Regions from separate parts of the Mus musculus genome. Here region 1 is linked to region 2. Evidence: chromatin loops called from intact Hi-C (ENCODE). Cell type or tissue: heart. All regions are shown on one strand. Links, peaks and the distances in the headings refer to the core of each region. The heading gives the core; the rest is flanking DNA.

The links. Peaks named below come from ENCODE experiments on the same cell type or tissue, not always from the same donor. Only the 100,000 strongest peaks of a DNase experiment are listed, where the experiment ranks them.
Region 1: it touches region 2 in a loop (2.6-fold over the local background); 4 of 42 quality-filtered maps call a loop at or near these places.

Annotation. Positions count from the first base shown.
Region 1 is chr9:56,320,870-56,329,973 of GRCm38, reverse strand. All of the region lies in intron 2 of Peak1 (pseudopodium-enriched atypical kinase 1), which reads left to right. It overlaps Peak1os (a long non-coding RNA gene), which reads right to left. Exons shown (of 6, transcript XR_003948326.1): 6 at 4,832-5,346. Among named protein-coding and RNA genes, the nearest start is that of Peak1os, 84 kb to the right of the region's middle. In heart, for the core only: no CTCF peak of the experiment used is centred there; a DNase peak (open chromatin) is centred at 5,163; H3K27ac peaks cover 402 bases.
Region 2 is chr9:56,501,684-56,510,787 of GRCm38, reverse strand. No RefSeq gene overlaps it. Among named protein-coding and RNA genes, the nearest start is that of Gm31529, 74 kb to the left of the region's middle. In heart, for the core only: CTCF peaks have their summits at 4,413 and 4,618 (motif pointing right); DNase peaks (open chromatin) are centred at 1,707, 4,307, 4,597, 5,577 and 4 weaker places; H3K4me3 peaks cover 2,307 bases; H3K27ac peaks cover 4,403 bases.

The sequences.
Region 1 (9,104 bases), core at 2,548-7,547, 180 kb after region 2:
TCCTTGTGCATGTATGTGTGTGACCAGTTTGTGCATGCATGTGGAAGCTTGAGGACAACTTTGGGTTTTATCCTCAGGAATGCTGCCCACCTTTGAGGCTGGGTTTATCACTGGGCTGGAGCTAATCAGTTAGGCTTGACTGGATGACCAGGGATCCCCAGGGATTGACCTTTCTCTGACTTCTCAATATTGGGATCATAAGCACATGCCACGCTACTCTACATTTCCGTGTGGGTTCAGAGGAGCAAAGTGAGGTCCTTGCAGTAGCAGGGCTTTGCCATCTTAGCCCCAAGCTCATTTAGGTCTTCTTTGATGCCACTCATGTTCACTAAATCTGAGAATGGCTGTGAAGAAATTATGGATGCTGGTTTCTATGTGCATGCATGTTTTAGTATGATCGATCTAAGCACCCAGGCAACAAAATGTCTGAATGTTGCTTCCTTTCTGAACAGAATATTATAAATTTAACATGGCACTAGAGTGGGAAGAGCAGAGGAAACTCGGAGTGAGTGTGTGTTATGAACATGGGCATGGCCATTTTACAGACCTTAGCCTCAGACTCTTGGGAAGATGGCAAAGTCCCCCATGCCCTGCCCTCGCAGGGGTGAGGATCAGAAGAGTGGCAAAGCCTTCTTCTAGAACATGTGCAAATGTGAATAGTGAGTGTAGAAAATGTCCATCTAGCCCTCTTTCCCCTTCTGGACATTTACAGCTTGAAGACTGCTCCCCCACAGAGATTGCTACTGAGATTAGCCACCCTTGACTCCTTGTTCAGCTGTATATACTACTCCTGCTTCCTTGTGTATCTGTGCAATAACCCTACTTCCATCGCTCAACTGTATGTAATAAATACACTGGTGTGCAGGATGTTGTGGTTTCTCCGCCAGAGAGCCCAGTCCCCTCTCCATCTGAGCCAGGTCTGTCCCTGAAGCCGTGACAAAGATATGGCAATGGAAGTTATAGAAAGATCTTAATTGGTTTTCTTCTTTCAGATATACTTAACAGTTAAGCCATTCAGTATTACTCAGGACATCATTAATATCTTATTATGCTTGCAAGAATTCAAAGGGTTGAGTCCAATTTTCATAAATAGAAAGATAGGCAATGAACAAGAATTACAGAATCTATGTTGACTTATATTTTGTAGCTCATTTTATAAATAGTTGCTCTGCTACTTGAATTTATCAGGGAAAAAAGTATCAAGTAAATATAAACATTCAAATACTAATTCAATATTTGGGTACCATGTATGCCACAATTTTTTATTTCTCAATGTGAAATTAGATTATTTTCACAGATACTTAAAGATTACTATGCTGCATACAATTGAAAGTTATTGAAATAGATAATCATTTGCTCTTGGGCCTTTTAAAAATGAAAAATGTAGCTCCAACTCCAAATATAAACAAACAAACAAAAACCCCAAAGGCCATTAGCTGCAGTTTTTTTCTTGCATATGAATAAATTTGCATCAGAATTATATAAATTATCTTTCCAGCTTTGCTTGTTTTTTATATATTGCCAGAACATTTTGATTCAAGATTTGATATTCTGAAATGTGGCTGTTCTGCAGATTTACAAGAACAATGAAAGACTATTAAAAAGATCAGGGAGTCCACATCCCTTGTTTTATTAGGATTCATTCTTGTCATAGATTCCATTAGCTTGGACAAATATATAATGACACATTATAATGTGTACTTTATCATAATGTCATATAGAGGACTTTCATGACCTGAGATCTTCAGTGTCCTGTTTAGTCATCCCTCTGTTCTCTCCCATTATTTTGTTTTTGTTTTTTCTGTTTCCATAGTTCCATAGTTAGATGCAAGCAATGTGGTCAGTTCAGTTTGACTTGTTTTTAACCTATTATAGGTAAAGATACTTTGACTTTCTTTTTTAGCAAAAGATTCTTGCTGGGCTGTGGAGGTCACACCCTTAGTCCCAGCACTGAGGAGGCAGAGGCCAGTGGGTCTCCGAGTTCAAGGCCAGCCAGGGCTACTCAGAGACACCCTGTCTTGAAAAACCAAAGTGTTGGGGTAGGGGTGGGGGTATAAAATGATTTTTACTTTTAGATAATGTAAGTAAGCCTTATAAAAGAATTCACAAATTAGGAAGTTACAGACATAATGCACAGAGGCCTGTTAGCACTATTCCCTTTATTAGTTACACCTTATTTGACTAATACAGTATTAAAGGCAAGAAACCAATATTGGTGCAAATGAGTATATAGTTCTGTGGCATTGCATCACACCTAGATTCCTGTAGCCAACATTGCATTCCTTTGCTATCATATTATCTTTTTATGTAGCAGTGCCCCTTGCCCTTGTCTGTAGGGGACACTGGGCGGGACCTCCAGTGCGAAGCTGAAAGCAAAGGCACTTGTCATACTGTAAATAAACCATCTTCTGTCCCTATTGCAGATCTTAGTAACTCAGCATGGAACACTTTTCTTTGTTAAATTGAAGACTTTCACCATTTCACTTGAAGTTCCCTTATGGCTTCTCTTTGGTGTTTCTGAAGTGTTAGCCTCATTATTGTTAATGAATTCTCTTTCATCCTTTGCTTCAGTACTGATTTCTTTTGTTCAGTCTAGCCACAGATTTCTTAGTGTTATTAATACTTGCTCAAAAAAAACCAAAACAAAACAAAACAGTCTTCAGTTTCATGGATTTTTCTCTGGTTTTCGGCTGGCTATTTTATTTATTTGTTTAGTTTTTGTTATTATCCACTTATTTTGATTTAATTTGCTTTCCCCCACCCCATAGAATCTTAGGCAATTGCTTTTAGTCTTTTACCTCCTTAATAAAAGTAGAAGAAACTATAAATGTGCTCAGAACATCTTAGGAGAAGTATCTCGCAGATTTTGTATTTAGATTTCCACTTTTATTTGACTCAAATTATTTTATATTTTCCTATGATTTTCTCATTTACTGTATAGATTATTTTAGAAGTATATTGTTTGATTTCTGAATGTTTGGGGCTTTGTAGAATCTCTCTCTTGCTGTTTTCTGACTTGATTTCATGTGGTTTCCGTTCCTTCGGTTTATACAGCCTTATTCTTGTTGAGGCAGCGGTGTGTTCTGAGAAACGCCTTGGTCATCCTAAAGGCGCTGCGCTGCTGTGGACCAGTGTTGAGTGATGCTCTGTGTTGAGCGATGCTCAGTGTTCAGTGATGCTCAGCTTTCTCAGATCTCCCTCCTGTGTGTTTGGAACACTTGTTCTTTTAGTTCATGGGAATCTGGTGTCTTCTGCAGTGCTGGCATCTGCCCATGGTTTCTGACAGCTTTTGCTTCACTCATTTTGTACCTCTGGCGTGCACACTTAGGATTTCCCCACTTTTTGAATAAATTCTCTTGTAGACTCTAAAATGCCCTTCAATCTCTGACAATAAGTCTTCTACTGTACTTTATATAAATGGGGCTGTTCCATATTAACATTAAAGGGTTTTTGTCTTTCTAATTTAAACCTGTTGCCTTATTTTTGTGTGTGTGTTGAGGGGGGTCAAGGGGAATAATATATGTTTGGATCTTAAACATTTTATGTCTTAATTATTTACTTGGAGATTTTGTTGTTGTTTTGTTTTGAGACATGATCTTGCTATGTAGCCCAGGCAAGCCCAAACTCAAAATTCTATGTCCCATTCCTCTTACATGGGTCACCATGACCCAGTTATAAAGTGGGCCCTATACATTGAAGATTTAGAGCAAGACATGTACAGCTGTGGTAGTAGAGCACTTGCTTAGCATGTACAAGGCTGTGGATTTAGTCCTAGCTCGATATGGAAGATAATTTATGTTTAATATATTAATAGGTTTTGTATTGAATCTGTCCCCTCACTAGTTTGTTCTCTGTTACTCATCCCTTCAAAGTAATCATGCTGTTAGATTCTGTTTAGTTTCTTTTCTTGGTTCATTTGGGCCACCATCAGTTTATTTTCGAGTCTATGTCCTTGGCTTTTGTTGTTTTAGTTCTTGCTCTATGAATGTAATACATCTCTTTTCTTAGAACGGCATCACATCGTGCCTCATAAGATGTGGTTTTTACAAGAGTGGTTTTTTTCCACTATGTCAGTTTTTGGTTTTTCTTTTGATTTTTGGTGTGTGTGTGTACACGTAACAAGTATGATACACTTGTTAAGATCGAAAAGCAAGTTTGTGAAGTAACTTTGTGGAGTCCTCTATCATGTGAGTCCTGGCCATCAAATCTTCAAGCTTGGTGGCAAGTGCCTTCACTCCCTAAGCCATCTCTCTAGCCTACCCTTAAATTTTTTTTCCTCCCCTCTTGCTCTCTGCACTTCCCTTTAGGTAAATTTTGTTGCTCTGTCTGTAAGTTCACCAATGCCTCTTTTCTTCAGAATATAAACTATTCTTTGTCTATTCCACGCAATTTCCTCTTAAATCTTAAATTTTTATTTGTCCATTTTGTTTTGAAAATCCTCAAATTCACTTACACTCACCGTGTTCCTGTTTTCATTCATATCCTGGACCATTCGAAGAATAGAATTAAAGAATCACTTTATATGTTTGTTGCCTGCTAATTGTCTCATTTCTTAGTGTCTCTAGATGGATATTTTCCTGGTTATGAATTACAGTTTTACTGCCTCTTAAAATATCCAGTAGTTTCATTAAATGACAGATAGCTGTGAATTTTCTATTCCTATTAAATTTTGTTTCTTTAAAGAACATTGGACTTTCCCTAAAAGACAACTTGCTAATTGCATACTAATTTGTTGCCTTCTAGCCTAAGCTCAGATGACTTCCATACAAGTTCAGAGTAGTCCCCCCCCCCCTCCCCCAAGGCTGTGATGTGTCTGTGATGTGGCCCATCTGTGGTCCTCCTGGTTGGTTTGTATATTCAGTAAGGTTTTTCCCTTCATGCTAGAGAGAATTTGTTAATTTTCTGCTCAGTGTCAGCTTTGAGAATCATTTATGTTTTTATTCCTTGTTAACTTTATTTCCTCGGACTTTCATCCTTTCGGGAAATGCTACCGTTGCATACAAGTGTTCGTATAGCTGACACTCAGGAACCCGGTCCCGATTCTAGGAAACCCGTTCGCCCTCTCAGCAGCTCTGCTGTGTGATCTTCAGCCACACCGGTCTCCTCCAGTGTTCTGCTCAAGTTGACAGGATTGCAAGGCTCTGTTTGGTTCTTACTGCGTTGCAGTGGAAACCGCTTTTTGCCGGAGAGGGAAGCTCTTTCTTCCTTCTCTGTAGTCCTGGTCCCCACGCCTGAGTCTGAAATGGTCTTTTCCTGTTTTCTTTACCATGTGGTTCTTGTTTGCAGTGGGAGGATCATTCCAGACGTGTTTACTCCCTCGTGGTCAAAAGCAGATGTGGAATCATTCTAGAACGAGTTATAACACCTTTGCAAAATTCCAAAACTCTCAGATTCCAAAGCTATTTTTAATCACTATTGTTATGAATAATCTTGTTTCTACTGTGGAAATGTTATTTACATTTCAACTCAAAAAGCCCATTACAACTTTAAATCAGAACTGGTCAGAAGACAATGATGTGTCATACCTAACAAATTTTATAACTCAACAAAAAAGGGTTTTTTTTTTTTTTTAGTATAAAACTGACTTCATATTATTGGATAATAACTGTAAATATAAAAATACTATTTAACGTTTCCTTACAAGTATAAAGGAATAAAGTAGCAGTGGGTAATGACCTAAAATAAACTATTTGACCTAGAGTTTATTTAATTTTTTTTCACATAATATATTTTGATCATGTTTCTCCCTCCTCCCATACTCTGCCCAGCTCCCTACCCACCCAAACCTATCTTCTCGTCATCTCTGTCTCTTACTCTCACTCTATCCAAAGAACAAAAAGAAATAAAACAAACAAAAAAAGCCTACCGAGAAACGCCCATTAAGGCCGTTAGCATTTTAAACCGTATTTCCTCTTACATTGGAGGATAGTGATACTGAACTGAACTTAGATTGTGTCAGGAGTTGGAAAACATTAATTATAAAGGGAGACTTTGCAGGCAGTCAGCTTACTATGCTCTGGTCGCTACTTACCCATGCCCTTATATAGTTCAAAAGCAACCGGAGATGATACATAAACAAAAGAACTGGAAACCTTATTTTTAGATAATGAACTTTAAATCTCATATAATTTTTATGCTCAAAATACTCTCCTTTTGATTTTTTCAATTGTTTTAAAATATAAAAACTATTTTTAGCTTGTAGACTATAAATAAGCAGGTGACAAGTTTGGCTTGGCTCCTAGCTCATGGCTTTGACTATGCCTGCTCTGTCTAACTATATTTTCCAGTGAGATGTTGGATTCCCAGGAGATTGATGCGTTGTACTTCAGTTGTGATATTTTTACTTAAAACTATCCCCTATTATTAAGTTTAATAATAAAGCAAACATGTTTGGGCCTATAGGACTTTTGAGAGAGACTGTAGTACAGAGGTTATGTTAGGAGCTGGACACGATGGCATGTGTCTGTATTCTCAGTTACTCAGGCTGAGCTGTGGAGTTTGATATCAACCTGAGCAGCATAGTGAGTCACTCAGTGTCTGTCTGTCCCTCTTTCTCCCTGTCTCTTGTCCCTCTCAATAGCTGTCTTTTGCCACTTTGTGGGGTCTTCTTTCTTCCACTATTCTCCACCCTTTCAATTCCTAACACTAGGTTGGAGAGAAAGAGATTCTTAAATCTAATTTCTTTCTTTTTGTTTCTTCTTCGACCATGACTACTACCAAACAGCAACCAACCCTCCCAAATGACCAACTTTGACCAGCCCTGCTTCTCTGGGGCCCTGGCCTTTATATACCTTATGAAAAATCCCCAGAATTCCAAATGCCACATATTGCAGAAGCTATCTGCAATTATTTGCAATATTAATGTTGCAAAACCATGCCTCTGTTAGAGCACAAGACAGTTCATAGTCAGCTGCTAGGGACACTGAAGCAGCACATCCCACACCTGGGATTACAGTGTAAACCTATTATAATAGTTCTGTCTTTTTTTAAAGAAACCAAAATTCTGTCTTTGTCTCTCTGTCTGTCTCTATCTCCCTGACACATACTCCCTCTTTCATATACACGCATGTATGCACGCATGGTGGCAGAGGCATCTGGCATCCTCTGTTAGGAAGAAAAGAGAGGCAAATTCTGTTGTTCAATTCACTTTTGGTCCCAGTCCTTAAATTGATGGCACAGTTATTTAGAGTAGGTCTTCCCAGCACAGTTAACCCAGTCTAGAAATTTCCTTATAGGCTTGTCTCCTAGGTGAATCTAGATCTGTCAGGTTGACATGACAGTCACTGTTATCCATCACAGTTATTTTGTGATGAAGTTGACTTTGTTTTAATAAACAAAAGGTTCTGAGTTCGAGGCCAGCCTGGTCTACAAAGTGAGTTCCAGGACAGCCTGGGCTATACAGAGAAACCCTGTCTCGAAAACACCAAAAAAAAAAAAAAAAAAAAAAAAAAAATGGAAAAGAAAAGATTTTAAACTTCATATCAATTCCACTTACAAGATTCTGGATTTTCTAATCCCTAGTTTTCAATCCTGGACCAAAGCTTCTTTGATTATTGCCTGCTCTTCTGGAATGCCTTCTGCATATCTTGGTTGGCCCATAGAATAGAAAATATATTTGAAAGCCTTGATTGTCCTGAACTCACTAGCTTTGTAGACCAGGCTAGCCTTGAGAGATCTGCTTGCTTCTGCCTTTGCCTCTTGAATGCTGGGATTAAAAGCATGTGCCAACCACCACCTGGTTTTAAACATGTTTCAAACAGAGTTAGTTCTTGTCTTTAACACCAACTTTAACCACAGCAAGTTCTAAATATATAATTTATTTATATGTGGTTGGCTGAAAGATGAGTAAGTAAAAAGAACCTGTTGCATAATTTGTGCTGATATCTAATATGCTAACATAAAAATCATCAACAGTACAATGTAAATAGCTGTACACAGAAATACTTACTCTTTAATCATTTTAGAATGTATGTGTGTGTATACATATATGTGTCTGTGTGTGTGTGTGTGTGTGTGTGGAGAGAGAGAGAGAGAGAGAGAGGGAGAGAGAGAGAGAGAGAGAGAGAGAAAGAGAAAGAGAGTTATAAAAATAGTTTATTCCCTGGATGATTTAAGAGTAACTTACTAACTTTGTGACCCACTACCTCTGAATACTTTGTGACCCATTACCTCTGAATCTGTGGGTTGCGATCCTTTTGGCAAACTTCTATCTCCAGAACTACTTATATTACATTTCATGACAGTAGCAAAGTTTGGTTTGGGGTCACCCACCACAACATGTGGAACTGTACTAAAGGTCTCAGCCTTTGGAAGGTTGAGAACGACTGTTCTAGAGTATATTTTCTAAAACGGTGTTATCACAATATACAATTACACAATAAAAAATTTAACTCTACATTTGTAGGTTACTCCTGTACAACTCTCTGCAAGCTCTAGAATTTGGTGCTGGAAATCCCCAGAAAGCAGGAAGCCTCAAAACCTACATATATTATACTCCTTTTACATCATTGGCTGACCCTTAACTTCACATGTAATAGAAGACACTCCTAAGGTCTAGTGGAAATTACATCTATAGTGGAAGCTGTTGAGTAGATATTTCTGGTCAGATTTGGAGTTTGGGTCCTTCAAAGTTAGAGATGGTTTGATTATTTGTTTTTGTTTTTAAAAAACAACAGATTTTCCAATTCAAGCTCAAAGCTGTTCTGTTTTTAGTAGTAAGTGCTATCTCCAAGGCTTTAAGGAGTTATCCCAGAATTAAGGGGAAAACTGAAACCTAGCCTCCCTGATAAAACAAGGCTTCAGTTTCTAGAAGCTCAGTATTTAACTTCATGTCAGCAGAGAAGTGAACGTCATTCAAGAAAGATAGAGTCTGTAGTGACTGCAGCACACTATCCATACTGTTCCAGGTCACATGTGATGAGACAGACAAATTACCATATAAGAGGGAAAAAATCTAGATGTTGAGGTCAGTTAACAGTAACTTAAAAATCAGCTATTTTAAGTGTGGTTAAGAAACTTGAAATAGGGCTGTGGGACATCTCAGTTGTTAGAGGAACTTGCTGCTAATCCTGAAGACTTGTGTTTAATCCCTGGAACCCATGAGC
Region 2 (9,104 bases), core at 1,681-6,680:
AGCACACACGGCAGGCAGGAGAGCTGGCCTACCCTGAAGTTGTGAGACCAGGAGAGCTGGCCCTGGTGGCATGGGCACTGGAGAACTGGCCCCACCCTTGCCTGGGCAAAGCAGGAGAGCTAGCTGCTTCCATCCAGGCCCATACCCAGGGCTTGAGTTGGCCCCACCAATCTATGAAATGCTGGAGCACATAGAAGATTCCAAAGTTGCAGAATCTCCATGATACAGGGCAAAAACAGAATATCTGAAAGGAGTCCTGACGAGGATCCAGTATTGATAGCATAGCAGAAGCCAGAGGCCTGGAACCAGACCAATGACTCATTGCAACGAACATTTGCAAGTGAAGATGTTTGGGCAAAAGGGTGTACTGTGGGACACACCTCCACAACAAGATTTATTTTATTTTTTGTTTTATTTGTTGGGGGAGGTTGCAAGGGAGGAGGGTGTATATGAATGGACAGGGAGATGAGTGGGTGGGATTGGGGTACATGGTGGGAAATTCACAAAGAATCAAAAGGAGAGAGAGAGAGAGAGAGAGAGAATTTGTCTTTGCTTGTGACTTGTATTGAATATGGTTTGGGAAACCTCGCTTGCCCATTCTGCTCTAGAGGCAAAATAGAAACTAGATTGGTCTGGGAAGGTGCTGAGGCTAGACCCTGTTGGGCACCTAAGTTCAGGATAACAACAACAACAAACCCTAGTTTTGTTTCAAATCCAAGTTAGCGGTTGGAATCTATAATATTTATTTGTTATGTGTGTGTGTCAGGATCTCTCACTTGAACCCAGGGCTTGCCAATTTGACCTAGTCTAGCTAGCCAGATTGTTCCAAACTTCCTGTTGCTGCCTCTTAAGTGCTGGGATCACTGGAGGGCTGCCCTGTCTACCTAGCATTTAGGTGTGTATTAGAGTTGTGAGGCAAAGAAGTCATGTCCCCATCGCCTGGAATCTATAATATTTGGATATCCCTTGACTGGATCCCTCTTCCAAGAGAGTGGCTGTCAAGTCCCCAGGGAGGGTGTATGTACAGAATGTGCCTTATTATTGAAAGGGAAAGGCTTAGGGAGGAGAGGTTGGGTTTAAACTTGAGCCACCTAAAGCCTCAGAAGTGAGACGTCAAGTAGACCACTGAACATCCGGGCCCTGAGTTGAAGCTGAAGTTGGAGGAGATATTTTAAACAGTGGATTAGTCAAATCTGTTCTGTTCAGGAAGGAATGTAGAGACAGGAGCAGCTGAGCCTCACTGAGAGGATCAAGAGAGCCAGAGAAGCAGGAACACACAGCCGGCTGCTTGTTGAAAGCCACAGGGAGGAGGAAGGTGTCTTTGCAGAAGGGGCTAACTGTACCTAGCAATACCGAGGCCCTGAAGACGAGTACTGTTGGGAATTGTGGTAACATGAAGGACTCTCGTGCCCTCACCACCAGCATGGGTGTGGAGCCGCAGAGGAAGGAGGTGACATCAACAAGTCTTCAGAGACACTGTAACCTTTGCAAAATGGTCGAAATGAAGCATTAGTCATAAAGATGAGGGATTGGACTAAACAAACTTGTACCCAGCGCCTACTGTGTTCCAGGCACAATGCCAAGGTCCAAGAATGCAGAGGCAGGGAGACAGGCCTGAATAACCACGCTCCAATATGCTTAACCCAGAAAGGCATAAACAGCAACTGGGCCAGCAACGGAGAGGTTGGAGCTGATGGCTCAGGACCAGGAACAGAGTCAGTACAGTGAGACCCCTGTGCTTGGAGATATGAGAGATAAAAGAAAGCCCTGCTCAGCAATGGGGCAGAGGCTTTCAAAATCACAAAGTTGTGCAAGAAAGGGTGTGTGTGTGAGAGATAGCAGCTGGCCAAATGTGACCTCCGGGAGTGACAACGGGCAGAGGGAGCTGAGGAAGATGCATCTGATGAGTGAAGCGCTGCCTGCTTAGCCTGTGTGCCCTGTACTTTAGTGACACTTCCTGCTGAGTGTACTTGTCCATCCTTGTCACCCCAGAGTTCGGAAAGCAGAGGCAGTGGGGGGGGGCGGGGGGGGGGAGGCGGGGAATCAGTAGCTCAGTCCTCTTCAGCTAAGAAGTGAGTCCAGCTGGAGCTACACAAGACCTCGTGAATTGTGTGTGTGTGTGTGTGTGTGTGTGTTAGAAAAAAAGGAGGGTGGGAGGCCTAGAGAGAGAGAATTCTTTTTTTTTAAAAATAATTTATCTATTTTTAATTTATGTGCATTGGTGCTTTGCCTGTATGCACATCTATGTGAGGGTATCAGATATTGGAGTTACAGACACCTGTGAGCTGCCATGTGGGTGCTGGGAATTGGACCTAGGTCCTCTGGAAGAGCAGTCAGTGCTCTTAACCACTGAGCCATCTCCCTAGCCTATCTCTCTCTCTCTCTCTCTCTCTCTCTCTCTCTCTCTCTCTCTCTCTCTCTCTCTCTTTTAAAAAGAGAGGAATACATGGAAAATAGTCCGGATCCACCAGCTGCATCCCAGGTACCAAGCTACCTAAAATATTTTTTGTTTGTTTTGAGATATTGTCTCACTATGTAACCAAAGTTGACCTCAAACTCTTGATCCTCCTGCCTCAGCCTCCCAAGTGATGATGCTCCTTACATTTTTTGAATTAGTGTTTGAAAGATAAAAAAGACCTGAGTTTATATTATGAATCTGTAAGGTGGTAATTGCTTTCATGGCCTTGGGTCCTTTAACTTGATAGAGACTCGGAGATTTAGGCTAACAGGGATCATTCGGTCATGTACATTAACAGTTTTCCAAGGAGATACAAAAGCGACCAGCTGAGAACCAGAGAACCAGTGCCAACAGCTTTTCTAGGTACACAAGGCAGATTCAAATACCCATTTAACAGATGGCACAAACTAAGTCTGTAAGAAATGCAGACCTGTCTCAGGCCCCAGCAGAGTTAACAGCTGCAGGAAGCAGCTTGCACCATGCTTGGCTATCTCAGTTGGGGAAACGCTAAGCTTGTGAAGGGACCTGGAGCCAAAGGCCCACTGGAGTGGCATGAGGAGGAGGGAAAAGCACTTCAGGTTCAAGTTGCTAGTTTTGCAGAGTGTAAAATTACCGTACAAGTCCTAGAGAATAAACAGAGTTAACACCCCATTAAATACAATGGACTTTCGCCGTGTGCGCCAGACGTGCTAGGACTGAAACTAGCTGAGCGGGAGGGAAATGTATCACACCCGCTGCCTTCATGCTTCCAAAGAAGAAAAATCCAGAGCAGGGGTAAGAAAGCCCCGGCAGCGGCTCTGCAGGCTCAGGGCTGAGGACCCGGTAATGAAGTCTTTCTGGAAGGTAGGAAGGGCTGTGTGCAGTGTGCTATTTTTAAACCTGCTGTAGTGGCAGTTGTATTCCTGCCCTGGCACTTTCTCTTGCAGAGGAGGGGCTCGGGGGAATGCAGCCAGGAATTTAGATGCTATTTATTGTATTTCCTTTTATCAGTCAAATGATTTTCTTATTTCCCACGTAGATAAAGATCTTGCGCTCCCAGCTTCGGCTTGTTGACCTTGTCAGGACCGCTGTGCTGTCTGGAAATTGGTCCCAGAGAGAGAGAGAAGGGCATTGTTGTTAGGGGCTGTTTGGTGGTTTGGGTTTTCAGTCCTCCCAGCAGAGAGGAGCTCAGTTTGCCAAAAATAAACAAATAAAAATCTTCCCCTCAAAACAGAAACTGATTGTCTTATGCCTTCTATTTTTCTCTTGCAAAACTGAAAGGTTGTCCAATAAGTTTGCTTCAGTAGCTTTCTGCACCTGGCTTGGGAGCTTGGGCAGCGCGCGCGCGCGCGCGCGCGCGCACACACACACACACACACACACACACACTTCTCTCCCTCCCCTCTTTCTTCCTCATTTCTTTTCCTTCACCGTTTCCCTTCCTTTCTCCTCCTCTCCCTCTCTTCTTCCTCTTTATCTCCCTCCTTCTCTCTCCCTCCTCCCTCTCTTCCTCCCTACGCCCTTCCTTTTCTCCCATTTTCTACCTCTTTCCTCTCTCCTTCTCCCCTTCTCTCCTTCTCTCGCTCTCTGTCGTTTCCCCTCCCTCAACCCGGCGAATCGACTCTGGCAGTGCTGCAGAGCCTTCTTCTTGGCAGGAAACAGGGCAGAGGGCGGGGCCTCCCTCTGTCTGTGTTGCCAGCTCCTGGAGGTGGAGATGCCAGTATGCCTGAGCTGAGCCATGGCAGCTTCCACTCTGCTGGAAGCCTCGGAGGCAGCCAGGCCTCTGCCAGCGCCTTCCAAGGGCACAATGAGGCCACAGGGCTGCCTCTCGGCCAGAGGCCTCCTCGTGGGCACGCTGCCCCTATTGTCTCGCCTGGCTTGGGATTGCTGGCTAGGTTCTCATGCAGAAGTCAGCGCCACTGCCTCTCACCTCGGAACTAGCTCAGCAGATGCTGCGGGAGGCTGGAGTTTTATAGCAAATCCTCATTTTTGGCTGGCTCGCAGCTACAGAACATCAAAAGAACCAGCTAGTCCGAGGGCAGCCAGCCTCTTGCAGGCTCGCAGTGGGAAGAAAAAGGAGGTGCAAGGCCTCCAGCATGCCACGGTGAGCCAAGGTTTTAACCAGGAACTTGCTTTCCAGACCCCTCGGGTCCTTTCCCTCCACCGCGGTGCTGTCTGATCTGGACAGCAGAGGGCGCTGCTTCCTCTGACAGCACAGCGACCCAGTCTGGCTTCCCACATCTGGAAATGGGCTCTACCACTCTTACGAAATACCAGAGAGCCGGGGATCTGTCTGTGTGAGACGTGCTGGCACCCGAATGCACACGCATACACATCATGAATTCCACTTTCTCATGAGTTAGATTTCCCGTGAAGAGCGCTTGTGGAATGTGGGGAATTTGCCTTGCCAAGGCGGCCAGCACATCCTATTCTTGGGCTTGTCTGGCCCAGGTTGGAATGCTTGGATGGACCACCCTCTGGTCTGAAGCCTTTACCCTCCCCTCCCACGTGGAGAGGGGAAGAAAAATGGGAGACCTCCCAGATCTTTTTCTCAAGGGAAGAAAATTAAAAATGTTCAGCGCTGACCTTATAGGCCTTCCTGATGAAAGCAGATGTGGACAGCCAAGCAGCTTCCTAATTACAAGAGATTAGGAACGCCAAAGTGACAAGCCAAGGATGGAGGAGGACAGGGCTGAAGCCAGCCAAAAGCCCTCGTTGCTATTCTGAGTCTGCTCTCCAGACTTCTGAAAGCTGCATGCATTTAAATGTCCACATTTTCTGCAGAAGCCAGAAATCTCTACTTCTCTTGGCCAAACAACACATCAGTCTAATATGGTGTGAGAGAAATATGTTACATTCTTTTATGAACAGAATGTTAACATCAACCAGAATCAATATTTATATCCAAGAACACAATGAACTGGCTTGTTTTGGACTGCACGAGTTTAAGACTGGGACATTGGGAAAGAGTGGGGGGCCCTTCCCTCCCCACCCCTGAAAGACAGACAGGCTGAGGCTCAGGCATCCCAAAAGCGTTCTGCTTGGAAGTCTGGCCTTGGGTCCTTTCCCTGCCCTGCAGGGCTCCTGTCTCTTGGGATTGTAAGAAGAAACCAGAGCAGCAGGCGAAGCCGGATTCCATGATGAGGTGCAGGATGTGAACCCGCATCCTGTAGGCAGGTCAAGGCCTCCTCCTGTCAAGCTAGGAGAGAAGGGCCAGGGCCAGGCCTGCATCCGGCCTTTCCTGCTGAACTCAGACTACTAGGTGCTGACACAGGACAGAGGGACACTCGGAAGCTGACAAGGACCAGAAGGGAGTGTTGCCCCTATGTAGGTGGATTTTTTTTTTTTTTTTTTTTTTTGGACCAGGCAGTTACTTTCAGGTGAGGCAGGGGCTGGGAAAGAGGCCGAAGCATCCCTACCTCCATCAAATAAATGTCTTTATTCCTTCACATTGACTTTTTTTTTTTCTTCCAACTTTTCCTCCTCTGGAGTCAGCTACTTGCTCCCTGCATGTAAAATCTTTACCTAATTAAAACAAAAACAAAGGTCTTTCCCAGATGATCTTGTGTTTCCTGGCAACACTGAATCTCAAAAGGGAACTTCCTCTCCACCCTCGCAACCCATGGACTCAACGGGGGCTCCTTTTCCCCAGCAAACCAGCCCTCTTGGTTTTGTGATGAGGCACTGAGTACTAGACCCTTGCAGCAACCGCACTTGTCTCTCATTAAATACCTGCAGCTCATTACTGCATACCCTGCAGCAATCCTCACTGCCTTAATAGACGAGATCTTCAGGAACGATCCTTTGGTTGAGAGTGAAGATTAAGGCATGATTAATCTTGGCCCCCTTTAACTGTGGGTCAAGTCTTCAGAGTGGGAAACCCCTCGGGGCATGACCACAGCTGATAATCTTTTTGTAGTCTCCAGCCTTTCCCCAGGTGTTTAGTTGCTGCCCCGTGCTTGGCTCATCCTGTAGCCTTCACCCAGATCTTTTCTATCTTGAGACAGGGTCTCACTCTGTAGTGCTAGCTGGCCTGGAACTCACTATGGAGATCAGGCTGCTTCAGCCTCCTGAGTGTTGGGATGCTAAGCCTATCCTGCCATGCCCAGCTTTTCATACAGTTCCAAGAGACAAACAGGAAACATCCCAAGCACACTTGCTATAAAATCAGCCAACATAAACAGATACTGCCACGCCAGAGGAACGTCTGGAGTATTCTTTCCAGATGCACAAGTTCCCTTGTTGAATCTCTTGCAGGAAGCATATGCAAGAACAGGCTCTAATAACTGCAGAGATGCTAGCTGATCTAAGCTAGCTAGAAAAGCTCCTCTGTCCATGTGCTCTTCTGGAGTCAAGGGAAGGGGAGCATAGTCATGGTTGGGGTAAAGCAAAGTTTGAACATGAAATCTTTACCAGGGGCAGGAGAGCTCATAGGTGACCTGGCTCCCTGTAAGTCTACCCCGTGTTACTCCATGTCCAAACTTAGCTCTCAAGAGTAGCCCATTAACAGAGATGCTTTGGCACTTCTTTACAGTAAACGAACACACCACAAAGACCTTGCTTCCAGCCACTTCTATCTGCCCCAGCCTGCCTTCCCCCAGCTCTCCAGAGGGCCTGCCCATCAGAGCCTCTCTTCCCACCCCGCCCACCTATAACCCCTGCTGCATTTTGCTCTTTCTTTATCTCTCTCTGGGATTACAGGCATTCTCCACTCTGCCCATCTTAGACATGTTATTTATGGCTTTGTGGGGGAGCACAAGCATGTCTATATGACACACTTTAAATATTTTGATAGCTATCTTCTAATATAGTGGATTTCTTAACATTTTTTCATGTTATTTTGAGACACCGTGTAGCCCTGGCTGGCTGGGAACTTTGTAGACCAGGTTGGTCTCAAACTTGGTGAGATCCACCTGTCCCTGGCTCCTGGATGCTGGGATTAAAGACATGTGCCTGCACATCTGGCTAACTTCTTCTTTTTTGTAATGTAGTTGAAAACATTGCTTCTAGAAGGGCTGATCCATACATAGCCCCTACTGGATTGCCACAGGGATTCATGACAAAAAAAACCAAAAAAAGACTATGATCCTCTGAGCTAGTTTATTATCTTCTCATGCTATTGCTTTGCAAAACCAGCTGTGATTATTTTTCCCTCTGCTACAAAATAAGGTCCCTTAGCATGGCGTTTGGTGCTTATTACAACCCACTTCCCAAACACTTCACTGTCTGCAGTACCTGCCCCCCCCCCCCCCATCACTCTGTCAAGCGCTCTACCACAGAGCAACCTGGCCATTTCTAGTTTCTTTTAAAAAGCCCCCTATGGACCTCCCTGTAGCACAACCATCGAAACCTTCCTTTGTATTTTCCAGGACTCTCTGCTCACAGCTGTTTGATCACTTATCAGACCCCACTGTAGCTGGCTTCCGTGTCTTTGTTTTTATTGTTGTACTATGAACTAGCTCCCAGAGGAGAGGGACTTCCTCAGCTTTCCACCCAAAGTGCATGGAAATGTCCAAATGGAATGGATGACTATATCTAAAACATTCGCTCTCCCGAGCTTTGAGGGAAACCCAGTGGCCACATTAGTCTGCCTTAAAAAGACTGAGAACTGCTTTTCATAAATAGAAGGCTACTTAAAACATCCACTGACCAGGAATAAAAGAGGCTAGCATCTCACGTTCCATGCTCGGACCCAGCTGACGTGAGGAGGGTAAAATCATCTCAGCAGCCATTTGCTCTGGGCAGCATCTCCCGTGTCTTCTCGTATTACCCTTCCTTGAATGATGCCAAATGTATTTCTGGCCAGTCTCCCCGGCACACGCTGCATTGCTTCCCAGTCTCTTCTAGTCATCAGCTTATGGTATGATTTTATGATTTTTATATCCTACAACACTCAGCTGCTTTTGGCCAATCTTAAACAAAGGCAGATGCGAGGTTTTAAATTTTCTTTTCCTAAGGAGCTTGAAGAATTAAAAAGGAGACCGTTCCTTAATTTCATAGTTGAGTGAGCAGCTCGGGTAAGTGAGCCTACGTGTGCCTATGCACTGAGCAAGGAAGGAATGTCCTCAAACAGTGACCTGCCGCTAGCAGCTCAGGGAAACCACAGGCTTTTAGGAGCTGAAAGGAATTTTTTTTTTTTTAATTGATAGCAAAGAGATTTAAGCCAGCTGCTCAGGGCTAATCTCATGTTTAGCTAGTCTAAAAGGAAAAATTTTTGCTTTCTTTTTAAAGCAGTATCTCACTGTATAATTTACCAGGCTGACCTTGAACTCTTGCCAGCCAAGGATGACCTTGAACTTTGGTCCTTTGGCTTCAGCCTCCAGAGTGCTGGGATTACAGCTATGTACAACTGCATGCAGTCTACATACTGCTGGGAGGGGCCCAGAACGCCATCCATTAGGCAAGCACTCAAGCAACTGAGCTACAACTCCAGGCTCACAACGAATTCTTGATCTTTCCTTTACAACATTTTGTCTCCAACTCTGTCCCATCTCAGGCAATAGCACGCTGTTCTTGGCCCAACTGCTAAAGCCCAAATGCTAGATATTAGTGTGTGTGTGTGTGTGTGTGTGTGTGTACATGGGTGCTTCTGGGGCTCAAACTCAGGGCTTGTGCTTGCTACTCAAAATGTTTTACTACTGAGTCTCACCCATGGGATCATTTCTGA